Regions from separate parts of the Mus musculus genome. Here region 2 is linked to region 1. A link is a loop called in an ENCODE intact Hi-C map of the cell type or tissue named here. Cell type or tissue: left cerebral cortex. All regions are shown on one strand. Each heading gives the region's core, and the rest is flanking DNA. Links, peaks and the distances in the headings are about the cores only. Region 1 overlaps Ttll7 (tubulin tyrosine ligase-like family, member 7). Region 2 holds the start of Rpf1 (ribosome production factor 1 homolog).

Evidence for each region. Hi-C counts contacts between places; a loop is a spot of excess contacts. Peaks named below come from ENCODE experiments on the same cell type or tissue, not always from the same donor. Only the 100,000 strongest peaks of a DNase experiment are listed, where the experiment ranks them.
Region 2: a loop joins it to region 1, with 2.3 times the contacts of the local background. A loop is called at or near these places in 3 of 42 quality-filtered maps.

Annotation. Positions count from the first base shown.
Region 1 is chr3:146,940,600-146,953,496 of GRCm38, reverse strand. Ttll7 (tubulin tyrosine ligase-like family, member 7) reads right to left here. Exons shown (of 21, transcript NM_001357217.1): 16 at 9,289-9,491; 17 at 8,269-8,403; 18 at 5,839-5,919. Among named protein-coding and RNA genes, the nearest start is that of Ttll7, 95 kb to the right of the region's middle. In left cerebral cortex, for the core only: CTCF peaks have their summits at 7,265 (motif pointing right) and 7,468; DNase peaks (open chromatin) are centred at 7,346 and 7,484; H3K4me3 peaks cover 575 bases.
Region 2 is chr3:146,513,879-146,526,775 of GRCm38, reverse strand. It overlaps Rpf1 (ribosome production factor 1 homolog), which reads left to right and starts at 5,353. Exons shown (of 9, transcript NM_027371.3): 1 at 5,353-5,607; 2 at 7,333-7,389; 3 at 8,970-9,050. The coding sequence starts at 5,380. In left cerebral cortex, for the core only: CTCF peaks have their summits at 6,335 (motif pointing right) and 7,652; DNase peaks (open chromatin) are centred at 5,317, 5,998, 6,327, 7,598 and 1 more place; H3K4me3 peaks cover 1,970 bases; H3K27ac peaks cover 1,556 bases.

The DNA.
Region 1 (12,897 bases), core at 2,752-10,751:
TCCTTCCCACAGACTGTGGGTACCAAGAGGACCCCAGGCAGGTGGCTGGTAGCATGGTAGCCCTAAAGGGCCTTTTAAAATTCATAAACCTCTCACAGTAGATAGAAGGCAGGTACAAGTTGCCCTGAAATGTCAAACGGGGAAAGATAATTTGTGGCTGTAAGGGAATCGTATAGGTGACATGAAAAAGATGGAAGGAATGTGCTGAAGGACGGTGTGCTGTTTAGGAGGAAGGTGCAGTCTTTATCCACCTCTTTGTTGTAACTGCTAATTCTCTGTATTCTTTCTTTTCTTTCTTTTGATTGTCTTATGTTTTGGTTTTGTTGTTGTTTTTGTTTTGTTTTGTGGTGCCAGAGATTAAACCAGGACTTCATGCAAATGCCAGGCAATCAGCTGAGTTATGTTCCTCAACCTGTTTTGTATTTGTTATTTTGAGGTAGACTCTTTACTAAATTACCCAGGTTAACCTTTAACTCATTCTAAACCTTAGGTTGGACTTGAACTTGTGAATCTCCTGCCCATGCAGCCTAGATTAAAATCCTGGACTCAGAGCCCAGTCCCACCTCTTTCCCTTGTTTCTTTGAGCCATGGCGCCAACCCACATCTCTGTTATTTAGTCAAGTTGTTTACAACAGACTGGTTCATTTCTCTCAGCCATCCCTCCCTCCACTTGTAAAACAGATCATGGTAACTTGAAAAATATAGAAATACATAAAGTAAAGGAGGGAAAAGGCAGTAGGTAGCATTGCTCCCCTTCTCTTAGCTCAGTACAGAGATCCGCTAGGAATAAATCATACATGGTCAAACAAAGGAAGGTTCTTTGAAGTAGGATCTCACTATGTGACCCTGGCTGGCCTTGAACTTACTATGTAGACAAGGCTGTCTTAACTCCTCACTGTTGGGAGTATAGGGTATGCCATCATACAGCTGCTTCAAGAAGGAAAACACTAATGCCAGAGAGAAAGGAAGGCAGTCAAGCATACAGAAAAAGACAGACAGACAGACAGACAGACAGAGACAAAAAGACAGACAAGAAGACAAAAAAAAAAACAGGTTAATTTTAAGTAATACACTCATTAGTAGATTAAAATAAAACAATGTACCTTATTGTGTAACTTATTACTTTAATATAGGTGTCCTTTTAGGTTGGTATCAAATGAAAAATGTCACTGGATTGTTCTCATGGCCCCTCTAAATTCATAAGTGGGAAGATAGCAAAGAAAGGTTTTATGGAAGACCATTAAGAAAAGGGCATCTCGTCTGTTAGACCTATGCTGTTAAATGCAGAAAGCGATAGATGTGACTGTCCTCTCACTCTAGATGAACTGAAACTAAGTTACAAACTCAATTTGTGTGGTCACAGTAGTTCAAGTCCTTCATGTGGCCAGGTGTGGTGGTGCACGCCTTTAATCCCAGCACTCCGAAGGTAGAAGCAGGCAAATATCTGAGTTCGAGGCCAGCCTGGTCTACAGAGTGAGTTCCAGGACAGCCAGGGCTACCCAGAGAAACCTTGTCTCGAAAAAGGGGGGGGGGAGCTTCATGTGACTAGTGAGTGACACTGGATATCATAGACACATAGATGCAGACCCTCCCCACCCTTGCAGAACGCTCGCAGGGGGCTGAGCTCCCAAAACTCAGCCTGGAATGTTTATCTTGCTTGGAAATTGATACTGGATTGATAATTCACCATCCAGAATGCATGGTTGAGAATGAGACAGAAAAAGATGGCCACCAGATCTGAAAGGCTCCCTCAGTTCCCACAGGCATGGTCCACTGGTTGCACTGAGCCCAGAATATCTCCAGAAAGAGAAGACCGGGGAGCAGAGGACACCTGCCTCCCGGAGAGTCTGCATTGAGTTTTGTTTCTTGCTGGGTGCTTTGCTCAGAAGATTCTAGAATAGTACTCAAACAAATGCCACTAAATTGCAAGAATGCACCACGTCCTTTTAACCATAATCCCACTGCGACACTCAAGCTGCTTCTTGGTAGTTGACTAACAGCACTGTTATAAATGTTGGCCTATAGATGTCTTTTCTACTTTTCAGGATGAAAATCTTCAGGACACAGTGCAAGGAATGGTTCTTCTGACTCATAAGGCTACGAGCATCCATAATTTAATAAGTACCGTGAATGACCTTTCTGAAGAGTTAGACCAATGTACCCTGTCTGATGGCGGAGCAAAGGCCCTCTTAGGCCATGCTAGGCCCACAAATGAGAATTATCCATCTTATTAATTTTTGCCAATAGGATAATTTTCACTTGCTGTTGCCTCATCATTAGTAAAGCCAAAGATCTATTTGCATGCTGATTGGCTATTTGAAGATCTAGTAAATAGTCCTGTTTTATGCATTTTGCCACGCTACCTGTGGGTGTTTATAAGCTGGTTTGACTTTTGTTGACTGACTGCTAAGAATGATTGGTTTACCTCTGTTGCTTTTTATGTGATGGGCACTGAATGTCAGTCTTCCTCAACACTCTCCCATGTGCTCAGCACCTGCCTTGCCTGCTCAACCCCCAACTACTCAAATCCCACTCCTGCCTGCTAAACTCAATTCTTTACCTGCTTAACATCCTCACACCCATTCTGCTTTGAATTTTCTTTAAGGTCTCTTTTGGCATTCCTAAATTTTTCTCTAGGCTTTTTGGTTTTGGTTGGTTGGGTGGGTGGGTGTTGTTGTTGTTGTTGTTGTTGTTGTTGCTGTTGTTGTCTTGGGGTCTTGGTTGGTTGGTTGGTTGGTTGGTTGGTTGGTTGGTTGAGGTTGTTGTTGTTGTTTGGGGGCTTTTGTTTGTTGTTTTTGTTGGTGATGGTAGTTTTGTTGTTGCTGTTGTTGTTTTGTTTTTGTTTTTGAGATGTGGTTTCACAGTGTAGCCCAGACTAAGCTGGCACTCCCAACAGTCTTCTTGCCTCAGCTTCTTGCATGCCAGGATTATGGGGAAGAACCACTAGCTATACCCAACTTTAAACTTTCCTGTAACAGTCTTTCAAGATTTCCCTTTTAGCTCTCTTGGTCTTTTTAAAGATATTGTTTCCCCGTCTGCAATTACAATCATCTTCCTTCCTGCATTTCCTTTGTCTTAATATTTCCCTATGTTATATACCAAACTGTAACCTGCATGGGATTTATTTTGTGTACGATAAGAAGTAAGATCCCTTTCTTTTCTTCTATAAATAACCAATTGTTTGAACATCGTTGCATTCGTTACTTTTTGTTGCTGTGACAAAATACCATGACCTAAAGGCACTCATAGAAGGAGAAGGTGTTCTGGCTTATGGTCCGTAGTGGGGGAGAAGGCCAGACTCGGTTGCTAAGCAACTACGCACCCATGGCTCACAGCATGGTGAATGTCTGTCTACCTCTGTTGCCTCTTCTGACACATATTCCTCAATGGAGACACTGCCTCTGCCCATGGCAGGGCAACGCATGAGCTGATGGACAGCCCTTCAGATCAGTTTACTCAGATAAAGGTCATAACCTCATCGGCATCAAATTCCATCTCATCTATCAACAAGCCGTAGAATGGCCAAATGTTAATCCACTTTCCTAGAGCTGCTGAAATAGTACTAGCTCCTGAAAACCATCCCAGCACATGAGACAAGCCTCCTAAGGGGACGCCATCCCTGCCTCCCACGCTCCTTGGCATGGCAGCTGTTATGTGTCCCCTGCTCTTTCATCAGATCTCACGTCTTCCGTCACACCCTGGGGCCCTTCCTCTCCCCTCTGGTTATAATAACTGTTCTTGGTGGGACCAGACCTCGGTTTCCCAAAGAACTTGATACTGCCCCTCCCTGTCAGTGGTTGTTCCAAACTATTGTCACCCATGCGCAAATGAGGAGTCTTCATCGTTAAGGCAGAAAGGAAAAAAAGAAATCTTACTCTCTCCACATTACCACCACTTCATTTTGTCTCTTCCCCCAGCTCTGAAAAGTGTCTGCACCAACTACTGCTTTTTTCCTCTTCGAGACTCACTAATAGAATTCCCTCAGACTGCTCAAAATTTGACTGTGGTCACCACTAACCTCCATGTTTGCCTAAAACAACAGACAGGTTGATGCTCTACCCCCAGCAGCAACTTCCAGCACAGTACATCAGTCTGTGGCTGAGGTAACCTCATGTGGCTTCAGGGACCCCCAACCCCTGCTGTTTTCACTGGGCACCACCTGTCTCTTCTCAGTCCTCTTCAGAGAATCCTCCCACCTCCCCATTCTTACCTGCAGGAGTGGCCCCTGGGCTCACAGGGTCCCAGAAACTCCAGTCTTCTCTTACAAACTTTCGACATAGTCCTGTCCAGCTCTATTCCTTGAAATGCCTTACAGCCTCCACATCCAACCTCAACTCTGCTCTCAAACCCATATGTACATCAAAAACACTCAATATCGTCACTTGGATAGCTAGTCAGTACATCTACCTAGCATATGCAATATCAAAGCACAAAAACAGGGGGCTGGAGAGGTGGCTCAGTGGCTCAGAGCACTTGGTCTTGCAAGAGGACCCACATTCAATTGCTAGCACCCACATGGAGGGTAACACGTGTCTGTGACTTCAGCTGCAGGAGATAAGACACCTCTCCTGACCTCTCTGGGGTCCTGAATGCACATGGCGCAAAAACATACACGCAGATATATACATATATGCACGTAAAATAAAGTAAGCATTTTTTTATGTGTATGACTGTTTTACTTGTATGTATGTCTGTGCACTGTGTGCATGCAGTACCCTTGGAGGCCAGAAGAGAGTGTGTGTCTCCTGGAACTGAAGGTTATGAGCCTCCATGCGGGTGATTGGAATAGAACCTGGGACGTGTAGAAGAGCCACCAATGCTATTAACTGCTGAGCCATCTCTCCAGTCCTTAAAATAAATACTTTTAAACCCACACAACAGGCCTGCAGAATCCAAGCATCCCTCCACACCCTAGCTGACCAGTCCTGCTTCTTGCCTCAGTTGCCCTAAAAACCATCTCACCACTTTCCACTCTATGCCACATTCTCTCTTCTCAACTCTAGTCCCCTCCAGTGGTTCTGAGTCCTTTCAAGTTACTAGTCAGACTACAAAAGTCTCAAACTTTTCCAGTGACATCTCATTTACTAAAGTAAAACTCTTTCTTCTCGAACCCCATAAAGTCTCAATCTGAGCAATGACCCACCATCCAAATTCATCTCTTATAACTACTGTATCACTTATTTTCCAATAAAAATTTATCATGTAAATAGATTAATAAGTAAAACTGTGGTCTATCATCCATATACACATCAAACTAATTTTTATTCCATGATCTTTGTTCCTGCTCCCCGCTCTGCTGACACACTGATTCACAGATATCTGCTGTCACACTACTCACAGATATCTGCTGACACACTACTCACAGATACATGCGGACACACTACTCACAAATATCTTCTGACACACTGATTCACAGATATCTGCTGACACACCACTCACAAATATCTTCTGACACACTGATTCACAGATATCTGCTGACACACTACTCACAAATATCTTCTGACACACTGATTCACAGATCTACTGACACACTGATTCACAGATATCTGCTGACACACTACTCACAAATATCTTCTGACACACTGATTCACAGATATCTGCTGACACACCACTCACAAATATCTTCTGACACACTGATTCGCAGATATCTGCTGACACACTACTCACAGATATCTGCTGACACACGGTCCTAAACCTTGTCTAACATATAATAGGTGCACAGTGTTTGTTGAAGAAATAAGCAAATAAATGTTCATATGTAAACTTGTTCTGAACTTAAATAAACATTTTAGCTTAACGAACATATAAATGGCCAAGTGATCTTCATGTGCTACTCACTTTCCGTTGTTTTACAGAGTCCAATTTTATGAGCCAATATGAAGCCACTTTTGTTTTATAATGCTTCCAGTTATCCATGATCTATTGGGGGAGAGAAGTTAACAAATTTAGGCTAGAATGCTCACAGAGAATAGTGAATGACCCTGTTATCCATGACTGTATTCATCCGTGCAGTGACAGCACTATGAGAGCACTACTTATAATAACAATTCTACCATTCATAGAAAGATACCTGCAGAGATTTAGACAAGTCAGAGGTTCTAAACCTGAGCCCATTTCTTTCTCTCCAGTAAGAGTAATATCACTCAGAGAGTAAAAGCCAGAAATCCTTGGATACACACATTTTAGGTAGGACTCCAACACAGATTTTTCTATCTTTACTCACAGGGCTGTGTTACCCACATAGTGATAGAATATTGAACAATACATTCAAAGTCAGCCTATATTCAATTAGAGTTCTACTAGCCCTTTGTTTTGTATTACCTACAGAATTCTACAGAATTCCTCAGTATACACCCTAGTAATGGATACTGTAGCAAGCATTCAAGTCTGGAACACAGCAGAAATACAGCAAAGAATCTAATGCCTGACATTAATTATTAATTACGTTTCATTGATTGTATAAGCCTAACAATCTTCTTTATGGAAGAATCGCAATAGCCACATACATTAGTGTCTCTCTCTCTCGTTTTCTAATTAAAAACAGCAGACCTCAGTGGAACCAAGGTGATCGCTCAGTGGCTAAGAGCACTCGTTCCTCTTGTAGGGAACCTGGGTACAATCCCTAGCACCCACTTGGCCACACATAGTCTATGACTCCTGTCCTAGGGGCTGTGATGCCGTCCTTGACCTCTGAGCAGCGGGCACACATGTGGTGCACATACACACACGGAGGCAAATATTCAATAAAAGAAATAAATTCGAGAAGAAAATATCAGATCATAAAAGACAGACAAAAATGATGTGCCTGCTTCAAAGTTACTGGCTTTTCTTAGAAATAAACATTATCAAAGTGAGTGGAAACATTTCCAGGCTGGCGATGAAGCTCGTTGGCCAAAGATGCTTGCTGCCAAGTGTAACCTTCTTCTAATCCCTGGGACCAACACACATAAACACACTAAATAAAAAAAAATGTAAAACATATCTATCACAATGCCTTATAAAATTTTCAATTTTCTTTTGTTGTAACAAGCTCCCTGACAAACAGCATCTAACTTTCACTTTTGAAAAAAAAAACAAAAAACAAAACAAAACTTAGCACAAAATTCAAAAGACTTGGATACTTAACGATAATTCTCTAATAACAATAATATGATGCCGTTGCAGATTTTTGCAGCAAGAAATCTTTCTCTTGTTTCGTTATTTCTATGCACTTGTTTCATATCATTGGATGAACAATAAGAGGACCCAGTGAGAGCTTTGGTTCTTATTCTACATATGACCACTAGATGGCGCCTTGTCTTCTGGGGAAAAGAAAATCACAAGCCACCAACCCGACCCTCAAAACGTTCTGTGGCCGATGGATGACCTAACTGTGGGCATTTATAAAGCGTGTTGGGCGGATAAGAGAAACCTTGAGTGAAGAAATGTTCTTCCATCAAACCATTCCCGTGACCTTGGATTTCTTTTTAAGAGAGGAGCAAGTCCTGACTGCGGAGCGTTTGAACATCTGCCACCCAAACGCTCCACTAGGTGGCGGGCGTGAAAATAACTCATCCAGGCTGTTTCAAAACGTGATTTTCCAGGCATCACCTGTAATTCATCTTGACATTTTATACCAAGGCGCTATTTTCATCCTGTCTCTTTTCATCTTAAGCTCTTCAACTTAGTTTTTAAATAGAAGAGTTTACCCTGATATTTCTTTGATCATGAAGAACAGTTATTATTTGATGCTAATTATTCTTACTTGAAAGCCTTATTATATGATAAAATGTTCCTAATAACTAAAATGAATTCTTTTACTTTGTAAAGTTTCTGGGGGCTAAAAGCAATATCAATTACATTTCCTATTCAATCAATTATAATTTGATCAGAAAATACATTTTTTGTATGTGTGTAGATGTATAGGAGGCATGTGTGCATGTACATATGTGTACAATGCACATATATGCTGGTGTTTATGTGTGTGCACATGTGTGTGCATGCATGCCTGTGGAGGTCAGAGGTCAGGCTTGAATGACGTTTCCCTGGGAGCTGCGGCTCACCTCTGGGAACTCTCAGGAGTCTTCCTTCCTCTGCCTTTCCAGTACTGAGGTCACAGCTGCAGGCCACCATGCCAGCTCTTTATGTAAGTTCTGAGGACCCAGCCTAAGACCATGCTGGCTCAGGAAGGGTTTTACCAACAGATCTATCTCCCTGGTCCCAGGCAATACATTTTAATGCTCTCAGAAGAGTAGACAGATGCTCTTTGGATTTTATACAAATACTCACATCTTCTATCAGGAGCTCCGACTCTGCGTCTGACTTCCCCGGAAAGCGGATTCTCATGTCCTTGAGGACAAACAAGGTCTGACTGGTGAGGTCGTCTTCCTGCTCTTTGGTTTTCAATTGCCGCAAAGACTCGTTCTTAAATTTGAAAGAATACAGACACATGGAGGGGGTCTTATTCCACTGTACCAGTATAATGTGAAAGATAGTTTCAGGTAAAAGGGACACATTGTTAATTTTTTAAGTGGACATTTATTTGCGAATGTTTAACATTAAAATGGTTATTATTTGTAAGAATGTCTTTTGTATTTTCTCCTGGTTGTATTTTATCTTGCTCGGGATATAAACATTACCTATGAGTAATTCAAAAGGACTTCCTAATTTGTTTCACTTGCCACCGATTCTTGGATTGGATAGTAAGATCAGTCATCATTATGAAGGGAGTGAATTCAGTTATATCTCCAGAGTTCTCCCACTGGAAAGACTCGTTCTTAAATTTGTTAATGTTAATGAAACAGAGACTTTATATAACTCTCTGGTCTAGCTCCAGCAAAATATAATAAAACCACCGACTTTCTCAATTGTAAATTTCTCTAGTTTATGCTGAAAAGGAGATATTCCTTGTTAATATAATCTGCAGAAAGCATTCTAAACAGCATCACGCCTAGGCTCGATGAGTAGAATTTTTTAAACCAGTTTTTAAACTATTGGAGTCTAAAAGAGGCATTTTCCATACACTAATTGTGCTTGTTTCTATAGGAGATTGAGATATTGCAAGAAAAAGAAACGTGTTTATAAAAACGATTACCAACAACGTTATCCTCCTGCATCAGGAAATGATTACCAACAACGTTACCCTCCTGCATCAGGAGATAGAGAACAATGCAGTTTCCCAGGGTCATGACTGAATTACAGAAGGGATTGGGGGTTCCGTCTCCCCATCCTCTCAGCTGATCCCCTCTCCAACTGCATCGAGTACAGTGTTCCTCAACTTCAGAAGGACACAACCCACTGATAGCTTACCAGAGTGTTGGTAGAGCCGGTGTCACTGCCGTGAGGCAGGTGTCTCGCGTAGGATGAAGCGCGGTTTAAGGAATGTGACCGGGACGCTGACGTTGGTCTTGCTAATGGTATCACTTGTTGAGAAGAAAAGGGGCGCACATCCCCTCTGGAAGGTAAGTGAGCAGAGATGGACCGAGGGCAGCTGACCGAACGCCTCATGGAATCTAGCGATGATGGAGAAGTGGTGCTGTTAGTACGCTTTTCTGCCTAGTAGGTCTCCACAGACTAATGCTTAGACCCCAGTGGTGGCTGGGTGACAAAGGTCAAGTCTAGACACCATCGCTAGGAGAGAAGTTCTGGTGTGTAAAGAACACTTCTGCTGGGAAAACACTAAAGAAGACGTCAGTGCTAAGTTCTCCAAGTGTGATGTTAGAGACACAGAAGGAAAGAGACAAACACCCATGAGCATATAGGTCCTTCTCTTTGATGTCACTCTTATAGAAACCTGGGCAGAAGGGGTGTGTGTGTGTGTGTGTGTGTGTGTGTGTGTGTGTGTGTGTGTGTGGAAATGCAGGAACACATATGCCACAGCACGCGTGTGGAGTTCAGAGGACAACTACAATTTTCAGTCCTCGCCTTCAGCCTTGTTTGAGACAAAGTCTCCTCATCGTTCATCATTTACTGCTGTAGATGCAAGACTAGTCGGACCCCCAGCGTACAGGGAACCCCCTGTCTTCACCTCCAATCTTTCCATAGAGACACAGGAGCTACAGACATGTCACAGCACCCGGCATCATCTGAGTTCTAAGAATCCAAACCTAGGCCCTCACACTTGCATGGCAAGCACTTCACACACTGAATGATCTTCCTGGCCAGGAAAAGGGATTTCTATTGTCTAGACTATCAGAAGAGCCTTCCCAAAGTCACACAGCAAGGTGGTGGCCAAGGTCAGCCAACACCTCAACCTTTTGAATGCTAAAAGCCTCCGCTTCTTTGTAAGTCCACAATGCTATCTACTAACCTTGGGTTAAAACTAGCTATTAGAGTCTCTGTGTAGGTCAGAAATTAACCATTTTAAAGTATCACAGAAAAGAAGAAAACAGAACAGAGAGTGGCCAGGGTAAATAGATAAGGGACAGAATTCAGGGCTTCTTATGGAAGTCACAGAACAGAACAATATGAAGGTTATTCTAATGTAAATAATAATTCACTATTAAAAGGGCTGCAGCAAAATTGGTAGACTTACACACACACACATACACACACACACACACACACACACGGAGTGGGGGAGGGAGGGAAGGAAAGAGGGTGGGAGAGAGAGAGAGAGAGAGAGAGAGAGAGAGAGAGAGAGAGAGAGAGAGATTTCAATAGCAAAAGATTTAAGTGAAGAAAAAAATGAAGTCAAAGAATAAGACTGTTATCAAAATAAATATCTAAAAAAATCATCAAATATTTGCCCTTGTGCATGCTGGGAACACTGATGAAAGAGAAGCAGCATCCCTGGTAAGCTGTGGCTCCAGACCTGGAAAAAAGAGAGTTGCTCAACACCACCAGCATTTTAATCTTTTCTTCTGCTCATTTTTCTAGATCCTCTATCCTGGGTTTGTTCTCTGCTTGGAGAATATGTCAATCTCCATTAGTTAAATAAATTACTAAAACTCACATGAAGCCGGGTTGCATACCCAAAGGTCTCTCTTCATCAGCTGTTGAAAAGAACCCAAAACTTCATAAATGTGATAGATATAAATGTAGGTTTAGATGAGCACTCCTAAAAGATACTGTGAGTGTGTGGTAAATGTAGTATTGTTTCTTTATGTTCTGGGGAGAATAAAAATACATACTCATCTAAGCTTTAGAAGATGCTGTTTAAAAACAAAAGACTTTTGCTGCAAGTCTTAGCATCTTTCTGTATTTGTAATGCACAGCACTTTTTAGACGCACACTATATGGGAACATGTCACTGGTCAGTCTACCTTTAAAAGATATTAGTTACAAAGGTCACATAATTGACATACAACAATACAAAACTCATGGAAGGAGGAAGAAGAAGAAGAAGAAGAAGAAGAAGAAGAAGAAGAAGAAGAAGAGGAGGAGGAGGAGGAGGAGGAGGAGGAGGAGGAGGAGGAGGAGGAGGAGGAGGAGGAGGAGGAGGAGGAGGAGGAGGAGGAGGAGGAGGAAGAGGAAGAGAATTCTAAACCATATACTCCCAGCTACACTGTTGGTCTTTCTTTACAGGTCTTAGGTAAGGATTGAATAATGAGAACCTGCTCGTGGGGTAGAAGGAAAATATCATCGTCTCAGTCACCTTACTTTCTCCCTTATCACCTACATACCTGGAAATTCAGACAAGAAAACTAAAGTAGTTAGATACACCGGTGATTCTGAGTAGATTAGGTTGTGACTTCCACCTATAAATGATGTGAGAGAAAAAAGTGTTTATGTTGCTTTGTGAGGCATTAACAATACCAAGCCCACTGTCTACACAAGAAAGTGTCACTCCTGATCTGGACTTTGCCCTTGGTCATTAGAGAATCTGTGGCTATGGGGCTCCTGGTTTAAGATTAAAGAGAGAATATAAAATAAAGTAAAACCCTTGGTATAATTCCCACCTAAAGATACAATAAGAAAATAAATATGTAATTGAATTGGGTTGACTTAAAATAAAGATTCCTACACAAAAACCTGTTTTAATTCTGCTTCCCACTTTATTATGCTACTGTCTAATCTTGGTTCTTGAACCTACTGGTCCCAGAGCATAGAACAATCTCAGAGCTGTAAAACTCTCAGGATCTTTTCTCTCCCTGGCCCATACCCTTCATCAGTCCATGCTATTAAATAATAGACACATTAGTTGACAGGCCAGGGATCAAAATCCAGCAAAATTTGGACATAAAATGTCAGCTTCCAAAATAAAAAACCGAGTCATATTTATCCAGAGCTGCATTTACAAAATCTTTCAGGAAAGGAAGCAAAAGAGAGTTGCAGCTATCAATCACTGGTGCTAGAGAATGTCAATCAATAAGGTGGATTCCCTGCTAAATCCACGGACCTTCCATGACAGGGGCAGTGGGGGCAGGTATCTCAATGGAATGCTTGGAGAAAAACAAAAGATTGCTTCTCCGGATTCTTCCTTTGATAAGTTCTTCACTCCTTGGGTACTTTACTCCGAGCCTCACAGGCCAGTTTTAACACACATACCAGGACCCTCATGTGCTAACCACTGCTGGGAATCAGCTCTGTAAAAGCTGCAGCCTGTTCACTACACTACTGAGCTGGAGAATTTGGTGGACCCTTGAGACACTATGCGCTGTGCAAAAGAGCGTATGGCATGCCCCTGAAGACAGTCCTACTTCTGAGGTAGCAGCAAGAAGGTGTATTTCAAGAAAAATCTGGGGGGAAAAAATGGAGATATTGGCTTGGATGTTTAAGGGTGAGTGGCAAATCAGAGGCTGGATCATGGTCACTGGCACTGAGGGAAGGAAAGAAAGGAAAAGAGAGAGAGAATGCAGATAGCTGGAGGGAGCAAGATGGAAGAAGAGTTGGTTGCTTTCCTAAATACCTGTCATGTACCCAGAGTCCTGGTTAAATGCTTGCCCAGAATAAAAGCTAGAAGGAGCAAAATGTTAA
Region 2 (12,897 bases), core at 1,595-9,594, 430 kb after region 1:
ATCAACAGTTAACCCTGGTGCATTGCAATTAAATATAATTTGGACTTATTCACACTTAATCTCTTTTCCACTCATATTTAGTTGTTGGGGTTTTTTTCGTGTTCCAAGACTAAACCCAGGTAGAAAGAGGCATGAATACTTTTAATATTGAGATTCAAACAGCATAGGTTTCTGAACAATGAAGCTAATTGGTGCAAAGCATTAATGTGGGCAGAAATAAAATAAGCCGAGCATCTAAGAGTCATCTGGACACATCATAGTGTCAGGATGCTAGACAAATTAAAGAAAAAGTAAGCCAGATTTGCAGCCAGTCATTAATCTGTCTTTCCTTTGCCTAAGGGTACTCATTATCTCTCATTTTATCATAATGGTTAAATGTTTTTATTACGGATACATAATAATGTGTTGCTATAAGAAGTCTTTTAGTGATGCCTAGTTCAGTCATCTAGATTTTTCTACATGAAGGAAGACATAGGAAGAGGACACTATTTGATTTGGACACTAAATCTGTTTGTGAGAGGGGGCTTACTATGGAAGTCAGAGGAACAAAATTCATAGTGACCTGTTTCTGGGTGTCATAAGATCACCTGGAAGGCTTGCTAAAGTTCAGATGTGCCTCTCCCCAGGGCTTCTTGGTGGTGTGCTCACTGCTCACTCCACTAAGCTAATCTTCAGAGGTTCATGGCCAGGAGAAACCATGCAGCTGCGATCACAGGTTCTTAGAGTTGCTTACAAGTCAGATCAGTGATCCGGTAACTCTCACTCCAGCTCTATGTAAGGATGAAGTTAGGAACCAAACCAAGTATATCAGTCTCCACAATGTTTTTATCATCTGATTTTACCTTAAGACAATGCTTTAAAAATTAATAAAACATTTTTTGACAACAAAAGAGTATTTAAAACTAATCATGGCTAGTAATGAAGGCACATGCCTGTCTTTGCAACCCTTGAAAGGTAGATACAAGGATTAGGAGTTTAAAGTCATGCTTAGCCATTCTAAGGCCAGCCTGGGGCTACAAGAGACTGTCTCAACCATGTCTTTTAAAACAAACAAATAAGTAAACAAATAGGCAACCCACACAATAAATAAGTCTAATAAAATTTTGGGATTTAAGCTAGGCCTCCAATAAATTAATGCTGAGAAGGCTGGAGAGGTGGTTTAGTTGGTGCAAACATAAAGACCTGAGTTCGACCCCTGTAACCATACAAAACCCAGACATCCCAGCATGCATCTGTGATCCTAATGCCGGGGAGGCAGAGATAGGTGGGTCCACTTGGAGTTTGCTGGGATAAAAGTCTAGCTACATACAGTCCTTGTCCTTAGACAATCTCCCATCTCTTTACCTTCCTCCCCCACAAAGGCCCCCGTGGCTGTGTGAGAGCAATCACAAGACTTCATTTTATCTCTCTCCCAAAATGAATCTTAACTTTCTCTCAGTGTATTGTGAAACCAAAGCAACATGATCTTATACTTTATCATCTCTGTTACCGTGTAAGAGGTAAAAGAAGACAAGACTTTATCTCTAATTTGCCTGCTTGCTGTAGAAAATAAAAAGGATTTTCAAAAAAAAAAAAAGTGCCTGAAGGATAATAACAGAAGCTGCAAGAAATTTTTATTTTCTTTAATGGATCAGGAAAGAAAGAAAACAATCTTATTCAGAAGGAACAAACAGTATAAACCTTTGGTTCTGGTGAGCCTCAGCCAAATGATGAGGTATAGCTGGCACCATTGAAGAAACTCATAGAATGCTCTTGACGCTACTTCAGAGTGAACTCCCATTTTACAATAAGACTCTATGCTAAGATTGTTCTTGATCTTTAGTTAATGGCAGCAATAGAAAGTAAGTCATGTTTAGAAGGGAAGTTTATATCAATATGAGACCCCATTGCCCATGACTCCTCAATTCTCCAAAGCCCTGTTTTAATACCCTGGGTTTCACTGAAGGTACTACTGCTCACGGCTCATATGGAGCCAAGCTTAGTGCTGTTCAAGTGGAACTCTGGTGCCACTGTGAGTGTGACACGTTTCAGTACCTTGCTGATTAGGACTTTTTTTTCTGTATTTTTTTTTTTTTGAGAATTTCTTAAACACTTACTGTACTTATGAGGGATGCTAAATGGACAGAGCAGTGGTGTGTGTGCGTGCGTGTGTGTGTGTGTGTGTGTGTGTGTGTGTAAAATGATTACAGAAGAAGTCATGAATTTAAGAGGGAGTTCGGGCATGGGAAGAGTTAAAGGAAGGAGATGGATAGGTGGAAATGAAGTAGTACTTTTAAAGTGTGGTGAAATGGTGGCCGGATAAGAGAAGGACGGTGTGCCTGGGAACCGATGAAGGGAATGAATATGATCAAACCAGCTTGCCCAAAACTCTTATAGAACTAGTAAAATTTGTTTTAAAGAATTAGCAATCAGGAATAGGACAAAGAGAATAAATTAACAATAATTTCAACTTCAGTAACTTTGACCCATTGATCTGCATGCTGTGTGTGCACATGTATGTGTGTGCCAAAAAATTGTATAACAAAGTGCATCAACTTTTGAAAGATACAGTTAACCAATATCTTTCAAATGATCAGTAAATGCAGCTACATAGCACACATAGGTAAAAGGCAAGAGCAATACATTTTAATGTATGTAACAGACTATTAAAAGGTCATTGATATAATTTATGGAATTTTAGGGTGTTTTAGAGACAGAGTACTACTATATATCACTGGGTAGCCTGGAACTCACTGTATAGATCAGACGGGCCTTGAATTCACAGGGACCCACCCATCTCTGCCTCCCAAGTTCTGGGATTAAAGTTGGGCTTCACTATACCCAGCTGTCATGACAAGTTACCTTTAAAAAGCTTGCCACTTGCCAATTTTTGATGCAGTACCAAATATCAATAATTGTCTGAAATATCTCTTAGATATTCCTTTCTCAACTAGTTGCAAAATTAAGGCTAGATTTTCTTCATGTATTTCAACAAAGATTTCCTATCAATAAAGACTCTACGCAAAAATAGCTTTAATCCAGCTAAAAGTCCATAAAACAATATGACTCTTTGCAATTGTTTTTTGTGCTACAAAATGCAGTCATTTTCATAATGTATATAAATTCTTAAATAATGATTTTATTGCTACTATACGTAAATATATGCAAGCATTATAAGCCCTAATTTACATTTTTGCTTGTTTTGACAGTTATAACCACATAAAGTTTTCAATAACTTTTAAGAGTATTCTAAGACCCGAGATAATTAGCATAAACTAAATATTATTGTTTATTACCTTACATTTAAAATGTTTGTGTCTCTTGTCTGATCACAATGTATAGGTTAAATCTTAGAGAAAATATATTCTCATTGATGGATTTCCAAGTACTAGGACTACTTGGTAATGGATATATATACATTCTGGGGAATGTTTTAACTACACAATTTTATCAATGTGTACACAGCATAGTGTGTACTTACACAAATATTGGTGGCATATGGTAATCACTCAGCATGGTATTTTGATTTAATCAAGAGATATGATAAAACAGGAGACATATGAGTTGTACAGGTGTAACATGGCACACTGTTTTACAGAAACAAAAATGGAAATGGGAATACAATCTAAAAATTAAAAGTGTAGGAAAGCAAATATTTAAGCCAGCACTATTACATCTGCCAGTTAACATACAAGGTTTGTTGTTGTTGTTGTTGTTTTTAGTGTTGTCAAGGAATGAATAGTATCATAATCGTAATGTTGTAATTTTATATGACTGTCATCATGGTGGATTTACACCAGCATTGCCACAAACATAAATTATGTTCTGCTACAACTTAACAACAGTTACATCACTAACCAATAGGATTGGTTTCAGCTCCGTGGTGACTGGAGACCTGTAGCTGAGATTTCTCACTATGAAGTAACTGCCTACTTAGTGGCTCCAACAACAGACTTGGAAAGTGTCTTGGTTTACGAGTTTTTGTTCTATGACTATAAAAAAGGCTTTAGGAACCTGCTTCTACCTTGGAAAAGGGAATTTTGGGATGCCTGAACCTATGTTTCCAGGCCACTCATATTTGGCTCCAGAATAAACTGTCTCATTTTTCTCTAAGGTGAGAGCTGTGCGAATACTACCTTTGTTCAATTCATTAACATTTCTCACTCCACCCATCTTCCCTTAGTTTCTTCTTAAATAATAATAAATAACTTTTAAGAATTATTTAATGTAGCCGGGCGTGGTGGCGCACGCCTTTAATCCCAGCACTCGGGAGGCAGAGGCAGGCGGATTTCTGAGTCCGAGGCCAGCCTGGTCTACAAAGTGAGTGCCAGGACAGCCAGAGCTACACAGAGAAACCCTGTCTTGAAAAACCAAAAAAAAAAAAAAAAAAAAAAAAAAAAGAATTATTTAATGTATATGAATACATTGTAGCTGTCTTCAGATACACCAGAAGAAAGCATCAGATCCCATTACAGATGGTTGTGAGCCACCATGTGGATGCTGGGAATTAAGCTCAGGATCTCTGGAAGATCAGTCAGTACTCTTAATCACTGAGCCATCTTCCCAGTCCCCTTAAATAATTATTATGAGTATTGTTTTTTATGTGTAAATCAAGGAGACTGTAAATTCAGCTTTATGACAACCACTCACTTAGCATCTACAAAGCCTGAGTCAGGGCCGTAGCGCCTTAAAAATAAAGCAAAATGCCTGATCATTTTCTCCCTCAAAATCCACCAAGAGGACTACATCTTACACAAAACACAGCGTCTTTACAAAACCCTCACAGAATCTATTCAACTTCAAGCCTCTTCTTCTCTCCTAAATTTTCGTCTGACTTCTGGTGTCTGTGGTGTTTGAGTGGTAGACTAGTTTGCTGCTGCTAAGGGGCCTCGCAGCTGGCCGTTTCCATTGTCTGGTAGGCGTTATCAGTTTATCTCAGATGAAAGGATTTTCCTGCATTGCTGCATAAGCATTAAGTCTGAGACCAGTGAGAACGTTGGAAGTGTGATGCTTCTTTGCTCTCTTTTTAATCTTGTTCTGTTTAGAAATTGTTCTATTAGAAATAATGTACAGTCGGGAACGAACTCTGAATTTTGACACTTTCTTTCTTTCTTGGGGGGAGGGGAGTTCGAGACAGGGTTTCTCTGTGTAGCCCTGGCTGTCCTGGATCTCAGGCTGTAGACCAGGCTGGCCTCGAACTCAGAAATCCGCCCGTCTCTGCCTCCCTAGTGCTGGGATTAAAGGCGTGCGCCACCACCAGCGTCCAGCCTTGGCACTTTCTTACATAGCTAATCCATAAAGCAAAGCGCTAGTTCCGGAACTTGGCGGCCCCGGAAGTAAAACCGTATGACCCGGGTCAAAGACAGAGAGCACTTCCGTTTCCGTACAGCCGTAAACAACATGGCGAAGGCCGGCGAGAAAAGTGTTGGTGGCGGCAAGCGAGGCTTGAAGAGGAAAGCTGCCGCTGAAGAGCCTCAAGAGGCTGCGGCCGCGAGCGATGGGACGGCGGAGAGCGGGGTGCAGCCCGCGAAAGCGGCCGCCTTCCCCCCGGGCTTCAGTATCTCGGAGATTAAGAACAAGCAGCGGCGACACTTGATGTTCACGCGGTGGAAACAGCAGCAGCGGAAGGTACGCGCGCGGGGTTGGCGGGGCACGAGCGCAGGGGCGGGGCCGGGAGCGCGCGGGGCTGGGGGGGGGGCGACGTGCGCGCGCGGGGTTGAAGGGGCGGGGCCGGGGGCGCGCGGGGTTGAAGGGGCGGGGCCGGAGGCGCGCCCCCAGCCCCTCGCTTGGCTACGGGGTCCCCAGCGTCAGCCTTTTGCCGGATGAGCTTGGCGTAGGGGAATCCGGCCCTTGCCTGCTCCGTGGGTTGCACTCTCTGGGAAGCCGAGGGATTTGGAACCGACGATCCAGCCTCTGGCCGGAGATGGCAGAGGGTCCGCCCCCTGCCTTTGCGCATCCCGCCTGCCTAGCGTTGGTGGTAAACTCCAGGTCCTAAACGTGGCCCCAGACTCTTTCAAGGAACCATTGGTGAAGTTTCAGCACTGTGAAGTGTCTGTCATAGCTGTGTTTGCTCTCTTCCGCCTTGTGCTCGCACTGAAAACTAGACAGACTTGTAAGTAAGCCTTGCCCAGGATCATGAGGCTCATTTGTGTCTAAATTACAATTTTAAAAATTCCCTATTACAGCATACACAGCAACTAACACATGATTTTATATTTGTGTTCTCTTACTGGAGGACCTTGGCTGGATCTTTTCGTAAGTGCTAGGTCGCTACTGGAGTTCTTTTTATTTATTTATTTATTTTTTAAAGATTTATTTATATGAGTGCACTGTAGCTGTCTTCAGACACACCAGAAGAGGGCATCAGATCCCATTACAGATGTTTGTGAGCCACCATGTGGTTGCTGGGAATGAACTGAGGACTTGTGGAAGAACAGTCAGTTGTGGAGGTTTTTTGGTTTTTGTTTTTTTGTTTTTTTCAAGACAGGGTTTCTCTGTGTAGCCCTGGCTGTCCTGGAACTCACTTTGTAGACCAGACCTCGAACTCAGAAATCTGCCTGCCTTTGCCTCCCAAGTGCTGGGATTAAAGGCGTGCGTCACCACCGCCGGGCTTGATTTGCAATTTTGAGGGAGGAATGTCCTAAAAGCCTTTTTTTTTTGGACTGAAGATCAGTAGGCACTACAGAATGTGTCAGACATTTTGTCTAGATTCAGGAGATTATAGTGTATACTAAGTAACAACTGAACATGTTTGCAACTTCCTATTGACCTTAATAGGTAGTTTTGGTTATAACCTATAAGAATAACTAGTGGTGACCTTATTGGAAATGTCCTGAGAACTCATCTCCCATTTCTGTCTATTTTCAGTGCTTTTCAAGAGAAGTAACCATTATACCCATAATCTTTAGAACGCATCCACTAGGGGAAAATGTACTTGTTCATTCATACGTTTAATTAATTGGAAGTATTATAGTAAAAAATTAAAGTTACTGAAAGTTTAAATGTTCAGACTTAATGTTGATTTGATGGAAGCAAAACAAAGAGCAAGCTCTTTGTCAAATGAATCTTCTTGATTAGCCTGCCCATTTGTAGTTCAATATTTTAGCTATTAAAGAAAAATCGATAAGTCTAGTTGTGAGTGGGAGTATGCACCTGTAATCTAAAACACTAAGGAGTCTGAGGCAGGAGGATGGTCAGTCAGAAGCAAGCCTGGGCTATCTAAGCAGACCTTTAAAAAGTTTCATGTGCTTATTTTAAAAGGTTATAGTAATTTCTCAGAGCTGACTTGTAGTTTCAGTATGAGTTTATGAAATAACTACTGGTTTCTCAATATTGTTTGCTTTTATCTCAAAGGAAAAGTTGGCAGCTAAGAAAAAACTTAAAAAGGAGAGAGAGGCTCTTGGCGATAAGGTAAGTAAGGTTTATAGCCTTGTATTTTGTCTTATGAAGTATTTCCTGATACTGTGTTGGTTTCTTCTAAGACATTTCAGATGTATAAAAATAATGTACTAAATCCCTTTGTACTCTGTACCCAACTTAGCAAATAGTGGTGACAACTCGTCCCCTATTCTCAGTAGCTCGCTCAGATGGAGTTGCTGGACTTCCCTGAGCTGTGCCTTCCTAGGTGCTTTGTGTGCAGGTGGTAAGCGCGGTGTGCTCAGGAGGCAGGGAAAGCTCTCCCTGCTGTTGGAACTGGGAACTCCCACTTTAGGCTTGGGGTTTAACTCTTGTGACTTGAAGCTAAAAGAACTACTAAATATTCCTGCATTGTTACAAGACGAAAGTTTTCGTTTTTTAAAATTTTTACAAATATGCTTAATTCATAATTTAGCGTGTAAGATTTTTAAAGCCTATGGTTCTCCTCCCCTTTACCACCTATAAATACCAAGTGAGAATAGGATTTCTGAGAAAGATAAACATATTCAGGCTGTGTACAGACTAAGCATACTACTTTTCATGCACTGTCCAAATAGGATCAGTTTAAAACATCTAAAGTCATCAATATTAGATTATTTTGACCTTCAGCATTCTAATACATCATATAATCTTATCATCGGATTGCAGCAAATTCATGTGCAGGCCGGCCTTTAACACATCGCTGGCCCTGGGTTGGGGTGTATGTAGGCTTTCAGCTGGTATATACCACACCCTGCCTAACTGAACACAAAAAGTCAGATTTTGGACTGAAAGATGACTTCCTGGAATTATCTTTAAAGATTACATAAGAGTCAGCAAGAGAACTCGGTAAGGTAAAGGCACTTGCTGCCAAGCTTGGCCAGCTGAGTGTAATTCTAGAGCCCACTGGGTGGAAGGAGAGAACCAACTTCCACAACTGCACACCTTACACACATCCACATCGCCCATCCTGAGTAGCACCTCAGTTCACCGTTCCTTCAGGTCACTGTGTGGCATCTGTGTGTTCTCCTAGTTCTGCTGTACTCCTTGCAAGTATGTTGATACCATAAACTCGGCGGCATGATAATTCTGCATTATCTGGTCATGTGGTATGCAGGGTGTTATCTTGATGTTTGTTTCCATTACAAATGGCCACCACATAGACAATTTATTTCTTTCCATAAATTAACCCCAAACAGAATTACTGGGTCGCTGGATAGACTTGCCACGTTTCTGAGGAGATCGCGGGAAGTACAGAAACAGTCACCTGGATTTGCAACTAACTAAACTTTTTTTATTTCCATTCTGCTGACTCCCTTTACTGTTAGATATTATTTTAGACAGGGATAATTTTTGTGATTCCTGTCTTAGTTTTAAGTCACTTCATTCTGTATTTACCACGTATGTCTTCTCAGATTGTTAAGGGGTAGTGTCATTGCCCCCACTCTATTCCTAGGATTTAGTAACAGTGGTTGTGGATGGAAATAAGGACAGGTTGTTCTGAGGTTATTTGAAGAATGTCTTGTTTCCCCACAGGAATGTGAAGTTGTTAATATAAACTGCTTCTAACACTCGGTGTTTCCCCTCTTACTTAGGCTCCACCAAAGCCTGTTCCCAAGACCATTGACAACCAGCGCGTTTACGACGAGACCACAGTAGACCCCAATGATGAAGAGGTAATGTCAGAAACCAAATGTGAATGATCACCCTTGGTGTGTTGCTGTTTGACGTCGTGGTGGTCGCAAGATGTAGATATCTCTTCTCCCCTTCCTCATTGTCTCTTTCCCTGTCTCTGTCGTTAGGATTTGTCTAGAACATCTGATAATGCACGCAGTGCACCAGATGATGCAGTCTGGGGACCTGCATACATTACTTCACTTAGGTCTTCTTAAATATTAAAAATATGGTTTAGTAAATTTTGTATCTTCTCCATAGTGGTTTTACGTAAGTCTTCTTGGAGCTGCTCCTGCTGCCCTGCTTCAGTTTCCCTCTGGCACATGCGTCTCTGAAGATGGCTTTGTTTGCTAGTTTGTAAACATAACGCTTTGTTTGCTAGTTTGTAAACATAACGTTGATTCGAGGGTAGTGGTCCTCTAACCATAGCTTGCCTAACCTGGCTTCTTGTAGTTTATCTAAATATTAGCTTCATTTTACATTTTAGATAATTATTTCTCCAAAGACAGATTTATTTCTTGCTTTATTTTTTCTTTTGTTCTGACTGGAACTTCTGCTGTAATGTTGAGTGACTAGAAGAGGCAGTGCAGGGGTCCTTGAGTGTTCCTGATAAGAATCCTGCTGGTACCATCTCCTTGATGTGGATGTCGTCAGCAGTTTTTCTTATGCTTTACAGAAATCACACTTAGGCTTGGATCCATCATGAATGACCATAGAACCCTTTTTCTGAAAATGCTGAGATGCGTATGTGTTTGTTCCACATATTACCTTAATGCATCTATGGGTTCTCTAAAATTAGTTGAAAATAAGTATCTTGCATTCTTGGGATAAACTTATTCTGGTTATGATATTCATTATTTTTATACGTTGTTTTGGGTTGTTGATTTGAACTCATGACTAAAATTATAGTAATGTCTCCTTATGATTCCTAACATTTTTTCTCCTTTAAAAATAAAACCTCGTCGTTTTATCGTGCGAATAGAGATCATCCTGTAGCAAGGAGAGTGGGAGGAGGAGGAGCTAGGCCGGCCTCTGTTTGAAGAAAGCCCGTGTTTATTCTAACATTTGCTTTTCGTCAGTCTAAGTTTGTGTTCTCTCAGAGTAGTTTTTCTTTTATCTTTTCTACTGAATTTTGTTTCATTTCTATCTCCCTCTTGTTTCCTTCTACTTTCATTGAGCTTCCTCTATTTTTCATTTATCTATTTGCTCATTTTTTATTTTCTTTACTATGAGCCATAAAATTCCCTTTGAGTATCATTCTCAGCAAATCCCACAAGCTTGAAAATGAGCTGCTTTCACTGTTATATTTAAATCAGTTATTTTTATAATGGAATATTTGTTAATCATTTATTTGTCTTTTCAATTAAAAATTTTAATTGGCATGTTCATAAGTCCATAATTTAATATGTTTACATACCATTCCTGATGATTACACTGTAGTAATTAACATTTACATCTCAAATATCCTTGTGTGTGTGAGAACCTTCAGTCTTCTCTACTTACTTTTAACATAGGATAACTAACTAGTTTAACATAGGATAACTAACTAGGTTCCAGTGATCTTACCCTGCTCTGTTATGTAATAGAAAATTAGCTTTTCCTGTCGTTAGCACTCACCCAGCCCCTGGCAGACCCCATCACCCACCACATCTTATATCATTAGTTTTCTCCAATGCCCAGTTCCTGTGCTTATCTCTGGCTTTTTCTGGCTCTCACCAGGTCTGAACTTTCTAAGGAATCATAGACTTCACTTCTGTGCTAACGCGTGTGCAAAGCTCTGGTTTCCCATCTGCTGCCTTACATGGCCCGTGCATTTGACAGCTTGTTGGGTTTTTTTGGTTGTTTTGTTTTTTGTTTGTTTGTTTTCTATTTTTTACTTTAGTCAAGAATTTTGGATGTTTTTTGTTTTGAGTCTTGTTGCTGCTGTTTGGTGTGTGTGTGTGTGTGTGTGTGTGTGTGTGTGTGTGTGTGTGTATGTGTGTGTGTGTGTGTGTGTGTGTGTGTATGGGGGTGGTGTATGGAGGAGGAGCTGGAACTGGAACCCAGACCCCTGCAAGTGCTAGGCAGAGTCACTCCAGCCCAAGGGTTCTCTAACTTCCCTTTCTAATTGACCTCAGCTCATTGATTTTTATGTATGCTAACTTGAAAATATTATAGATTTATTTGTGTTAATTTTATTGTGCCTGTTTGCTTACTTTGAGTTTAGTCCTTTTCAGTTAAAGAGAGATTTTTGGGCTGGGCGTGGTGGCATACACCTTTAATCCCAGCACTTGGGAGGCAGAGGCAGGCGGATTTCTGAGTTCGAGGCCAGCCTGGTCTACAGAGTGAGTTCCAGGACAGCCAGGGCTACACAGAGAAACCCTGTCTCGAAAACCAAAAAAAAGGAGAGATTTTTAAGTCCTGGCATGTAGTCTGCTCTGAGGAATGGGCAGTGTTGCCTTTGAAAACCTGTGCTTCCTATTTTGGAAGGGCTTGTTGTGATCTCATAGGCTGCTCCCATCTTACATATTCTTTCTGCATGTGTGTTTCATTGTTCCCGAAGAAAGAACATGCATGCTATACCTCTCCGCTGTCTGCCTCTTCCAGTGCGTTGAGTTTTTACCTCCTAGTGTTTATTCTTTTGTTAGCTGCATGCATTCACAGTTATATTGTTCTGTGTGATTACTTGTGTGTAATGATAATTACATTTTCTTGATGTACTCATCCTTGAGCAGCGCCTCTTGTGTGTGTCTGTGTTATATGCAGGGACCACTTCAGCTCTCTAGGGACTCTCAGCAGTAGGCTTCTCCATGCTTTGCTGTGAGGTTATTCACAGACTTGAATTTAATATGTATCACTTATCCAGAGCATACGGTTAGATCTTGCTTCTTTGGTCAGCCTAAAAATTAGTATTGAGTGTCAGTCACAGCTAGACTTACACATCCGTCTGCCTTTTACCCACTCTGTATTTTTCTCTGCTCTTCCTTGGCTATTTTCTTTCATGTTAATTTTTTACTATGCTGTTTTAATTCCTCTTGATTTTTAGACTATGGTATTCTCATAGTAGTTGCCCCTAGAATTATATCATGCACTGGGCTGGGCGCTGAATCCTCAGCCTGGAGGGAAACAAGCAAAAGGCCACGTGTCTTTAATCACTAGAGACTCTGTGGCAGAGTCGCAGAATTCTGTTAAGCGTGCAGAGGCGGTGCTGGTGGAGGTTGGTTTCCTCAGTCTCTGTATGTGCTGTCGGTCGTAGACCACATGTTGTCTGAGCATGGCCTAGTGTTGAAGCTTCTCAAAGGCACTAGAGTGTTTATCCATCTTTTGTGTGCGTCCAGGCTTTCCATTGCAGCACCTGCTTCCCAGGCCTCTAAGTCTGCTGCACCATCTAATGTTGTTTTCCTTCAGTTTGCAGGATTCCCTTTTTGTTTCATAGCAGATTTAATAGCTGCGAAGTATCTCACGGTTTACTGAAAATATATATATTTTGCTCTTAACTGTTCAGAATATAAGGCTTTTTCTTCCTGTACTTTGAACATATTCTGCAGCATATTAATCATCATTATTCCTATCTGTCTCATCGCAAGGTGTTCTATGATTTTAACAGCTTGACACTACTGCGTTTATTTTTGTTGTTTTAAATCCCACGTGGGGTTTGCTGAGCTCCTTAGATTAGTGTCAGTGTTTTCATCAGTTTTGTCTTTTTAGCCGTGATTTCTTCACATCCCTTTCTGCCCTTCTCCCCGTCCATCAGCATCCCCATCCACACTGTCAGTCGACAGGTTTGACATTGTGCTGCAGGTTCCCCGTCTTTGCATTTCTAGGATGCTTTCTTGGTTCTCCACACTGGGCCATGTTGCTATCTAGTTG